2 separate regions of the Homo sapiens genome follow, and region 1 is linked to region 2. Evidence: read pairs that join two places in POLR2A ChIA-PET (ENCODE). Cell type or tissue: OCI-LY7. All regions are shown on one strand.

Region 1 (2,500 bases), 230 kb after region 2:
TCAATGTGATCTACATTATCTACATACAACAGGCTACAGAAGAAAATTCATGTGTAATCACATCATTTGATACAGAAAAAGCATTTGACAAAATGCAACACCCTTTCATGATAAAACCTGGGTCTGTTCCCTGCCCAATAACTGCATAAAAGGGAATAAATTTGTGACTATTGAGAATGAAGAATGTTCCATCAGCTGATGAGAGATTTGGCAAGTGTCTAGAAGACAAGAAATGATGGATGAACCAAGGTGGAAGACATGCTCCAATCCAGAACATAAACTGCCTTATGGAGAGGCCCACCTGACGTGGAATTGAGGGAGGCCTCTGCCCAAAAGCTAGTGAAGAACTGAGGTTCTTAGTCCAACAGTTCATGAGGAACTCCCTGCCATCAATCATGTGAGAGAGCTTGGAAGTGACTCTCCCAGTCAAGGCTGCAGATGATAGCACAGACTTGGCTGAAAGCTTTATGAGAGACCTTGAAGCACGGGTACCTAGGTAAACCATGCTCAAATTCCTGACCAATAGAAACTGTGAAAAAAAAATACTTCTTGTTATAAGCTGCTAAATCTTGGTATAATTTGGAAGGCAGACATGAGAAGGTATGAATTCCATTTCCAGCAGTAATTGAATTGGTCATAGAGCAAGTTTGAAAATCTTTATGACACCAATTATACATGTTTCTTCTTTTTTTGTTTCTCTTGTGCCTGTATCAACATTTCACTCATGATACACTAAGCTTCCCTTCTTTTAAGCTCCACCTATTTCTTAAAACTTTCCAATTAAAGTGGCTGAATGCAATAATCAGCCAGAGACTCTGTGCTTTTCTGTCTAATGACAAAAAAAAAAAAAAAAGGAAAACTCTCCATCTGGGTAGAAATTGATAATTAGCCATATCCAATTCCTGGACATCTGGCTTTTAAATGAAACTGAGCATAGCAATGTCTCCTCCCTCGGCATTATTTTACTGAAAGTGCTACGTATTCTTCTAGTACTTAAAGGGACAGCACCAATGTAACTTGAATATCAAGTTACTAAAGATTTGTCTCAATTGTTTTTCATACTACCAAAATCTTAGCTGTTTATCATAGAAAATTTGGAAACTCCAGAAAATCTCAAGAAGAAAGAAAAAAATCTCACCATTCAAGATAAGAATTGTCACCATTTTGGTGGTGCTCTTTCCAGGTTTACTTTAAAATGAAAGGCATTTCAGAATAACAATATTGCCCTCTACAATAAATCCTCATTTTATAAAAGCATATTTTAATGAATAAAATTTAACAAAGAAAACCAAATCATTTATTTCACTGAAATTCACATCAATATCTTGACACAGTTTATGGTTTGGCTGATGACATTGATAATCCGCCCTAACAACCAGTCTGAGTAGCTCAGGGGAACATCCCACAAGACCAAAGCAGCCCCAGCAGCACGTTGAGAGCGGTGGGGCTCAAGAGAAACAACATATGTTTGCATCCGCTCTCCCTTCATGCTGCTACAGCTCCCCCGTCATTTGGGGTTGGGGAGGGATCCAGAGACTTGCACCAAGATCTTTAGTAGACTGGAACCAGCTTAAAGAACTGAGAGAAAGTCAGTTTAGAGATTTTATGAGTTGGCAATTACACACAGCTATTATTAAAAATTAAATAATATAAAATTGCAATTCAATAAATTATATTGAAAACAAAGGTAATAAGCACTCAAAACTCATCACTTTCAAATCATTTTCTCACATTTAACCATTTCCTATGCTCCTGATGCCATTCCATCTCTTGTATCTAAATGGTGGAAAAACTGTATAATGTTCTAGGGCACATCTACTCAAAACACTAAGTTCAATGATGTCACATTGGTAGTTTGAAATTGGCCAGAGCGAGAGCATTTACACCAGGGAACTCAAGAAATGCTCAAAATCTGGGCTTGACTTATTGTTTTGTTGATAGTCTAGTGATGGAGAAAATGTTAATGCTGTACATTAAAGTTAAAAGCGTGTCACGTCTATTGCTCTTACTTTGCGAATAGCACACAGATTGAGGAAATATTATTCCGGTATTTAAAAACCATTATCAAATTCTTCCAAGTCGCTCACATTATAGACAAATAAATAAAGTTCTAACATATATCTTTGTTGTTTCATTTTCATCTTACTCATTAATGACTAAGAAAATATCAGCCAGGATTCTTGTCAAAACTACACTTGTTTGTTATTTATAATGATAGGTTGGCTACAGATACAAAAGTTCAGCAAAAATCAATGAAACAATCATGGGCAAAAATCAGGAGAATTATTGGCTATATGAAAGTCACATTAAAGAACATTTTCTGTTTTGCTAATATTTATACACTATGTGCTATATACTCTTTTTTCTCTATTTTTTCTTTTTGTTTGTTTTTTTTTTTTTGAGATGGAATCTTGCTCTGTTGCCCAGGCTGGAGTGCAATGGCATGATCTCGGGTCATTGCAACCTCTGCCTGCGGGTGCAAGCAATTCTCCTGTCTCAG
Region 2 (2,500 bases):
GTCAGTTTCTTTATTTATGTTAACTATATTTACCTGATGTCTCATCACGAAAGGAAGTGGGCAAAATTGTCTGACTCCTTCTGGTCCTTCTCTCACATGAAAAGAAAAGCAAAACTTCTTGCCACCCTGTAGGCTAGGAGGCAAATGTGGATTGTTCTCTATAGTTGGACCCATACCCCAGGGTGAGTGAACGCCGTATTATCCTGGTATGGAATCCAAACCCCAGGCTTTATCTGGAACTGGACTAACTGGTCTTGAGCATAGAGAAACAACCTATTAGTGACTTGTTTTCTCCTATTAGTCCACTGTGCAGATACTATTAGAGAAACGTCAAGGAGAAATAAAGGACACTTTTTTTTTTTTTTTTTTTTTGGTAAGATGGAGTCTTGCTCTGTCGCCCAGGCTGGAGTGCAGTGGCGCAATCTCGGCTCACTGCAAGCTCCGCCTCCTGGGTTCACACCATTCTCCTGCCTCAGCCTCCCGAGTATCTGGTACTACAGGTGCCCGCCCCGAGGCCCAGATAATTTTTTGGTATTTTTAGTAGAGACGGGGTTTCTACATGTTAGCCAGGATGGTCTCCATCTCCTGACCTCGTGATCTGCTTGCCTCGGCCTCCTGAAGTGCTGGGATTACAGGCGTGAGCCACCGCACCTGGCATAAAGGACATTTTTAAACCTGGTGAGAAATCTCTAGATTTGTGTGCAATAGCAATGACATATTAGTAATTTCACATAAAAATACTTTTGCTAAACTAAAGGATATTTCCATGTTGGTTTATTCTCAACTGTGAGCACTAATTTTTAAAAATCAACTTCCTGTTTGATAAGGGGAGAAATACATTAAAATGCTTTGTCCATATTTTCAGTAGAAAATGTTTAAGAATAGGACAAATGAGGTAAAGAAAATGTAATTCAAATATATTCAATGAAACATGGTGATTTTCACATTTTATTTCCTTCAATGCTCTTTCTTAAATTACATTCAGACTCTACATTTTCCTCCCATCGTCTGGCAAGTCCGTGTCTCAGGTTTTGTTTACTCTGTCTTTTTCCCTTTTTATTCTGATGACATGTCATCATAAGCCTCCTGCAGCAGAGGGAGGGTGTATGTGCCAACAGGGCTGTGTCTGCAGGGGCTGAGGGTCTCCTGCCTGTCTCATTGGTGCCATACCAGGGTACCCTACAAATGCAGGGGTGGGGGAAAGGAAGGAAGAGATTACCTGACAAATTATGCTGTACCTCTTCTTCCTAACATGAGTAAGAACAAATGTGTTTGATGACTTCAACTTGTTTTCTTACCCTGAAGAAACAGTTTGTGTAGAACAAAAGTGACCTGATCTGAGTTCTCCAGCAGAATTTTCTTCTCTAGCTCACAGAGGGTATAATAATAGTATTTGCCTCATCCCAAGTCAGTTCAACTTCCTCCTTAGAAACTGCCAAAGTTGGCCAGGTGCAGTAGCTCATGCCTGTAATCCCAGCACTTTGGCAGGCTGAGGCGGGCGGATCACAAGGTTAGGAGATCGAGACCATCCCGTCTAACACGGCAAAACCCCATCTCTACTAAAAATACAAAAAAAAAAAAAATTAGCCGGGTGTGGTGGCGGGTGCCTGTAGTCCCAGCTACTCAGTAGGCTGAGGCAGGAGAATGGCATGATCCCAGGTGGCAGAGCTTTCAGTGAGCCAAGATTGCGCCACTGCACTCCAGCCTGGGGGACAAAAAAAAAAAAAATTGCCAGTGTCAACCGGTTCCAGGCCAACCTTCTTCACAGCCTCCAAAACAGATCTCATCTATCTAGTTCCCAGATCTAACAGCATCTGGCACACAGGATATATTTAGTAAATATGAGTAAGTGAATAGTTTGAGACCTTAGGCAGGGTTCTGGGTTCTTATTTTCTGCATCTCTTTCCTCTGCTATGAAAGAATCTAAGGTTTACAGTGCTGATGGGATAAACTAGGATCCCATACTCCCCGAATCTGATTGTAATTTACTAAAGTCAAGAATAATGTAATATTTCTCTATCTCAATTTTAGAGGCTGGGCATGATGGCTCACTCCTGTAATCCCAGCACCTTGGCAGCCTGAGGTGGGAGGATTGCTTGAGCTCAGGAGTTCAAGATCAGCCTGAGCAACATGGTGAAATGCCATCTCTACAAAAAATACAAAAATTAGCCAGGCTTGGAGGCATGTGCGTGTAGTCCCAGCTACTTGGGAGGCTGAGGTGAGAGGATGGCTTGAGCCTAGGAGGCAAAGGTTGCAGTGAGCTGAGATTACACCACTGCACTCCCGTCTCGGTGACAGAGCCAGACCTTGTCTCAAAAAAAAAAAAAAAAAAAAAAAAAAAATTACACCTAGCTGTGTTTTTTTTCTTTCTTAAATTATTTAAACACTTATTTTGCATCAAGTACTCTTCTAAAAACATTACAAATAGTAACTCACCTAACCATGATGAGAACTCTGTGAAATAGGTACTATTTTTATCCTTGTTTTACAGATGAGAGAC

Evidence for each region. ChIA-PET counts read pairs that join two places held together with the same protein. Peaks named below come from ENCODE experiments on the same cell type or tissue, not always from the same donor. Only the 100,000 strongest peaks of a DNase experiment are listed, where the experiment ranks them.
Region 1: POLR2A ChIA-PET joins it to region 2 with 8 read pairs; 7 of 35 experiments call an interaction of 5 or more read pairs at or near these places.

What each region holds. Positions count from the first base shown.
Region 1 is chr5:112,695,919-112,698,418 of GRCh38, reverse strand. No RefSeq gene overlaps it. Among named protein-coding and RNA genes, the nearest start is that of APC, 41 kb to the left of the region's middle. In OCI-LY7, no CTCF peak of the experiment used is centred here; no DNase peak of the experiment used is centred here.
Region 2 is chr5:112,927,123-112,929,622 of GRCh38, reverse strand. The region is part of intron 1 of LOC105379123 (a long non-coding RNA gene); the gene reads right to left. Among named protein-coding and RNA genes, the nearest start is that of REEP5, 6.1 kb to the right of the region's middle. In OCI-LY7, no CTCF peak of the experiment used is centred here; DNase peaks (open chromatin) are centred at 72, 1,432 and 2,262; H3K4me3 peaks cover 2,500 bases; H3K27ac peaks cover 2,500 bases.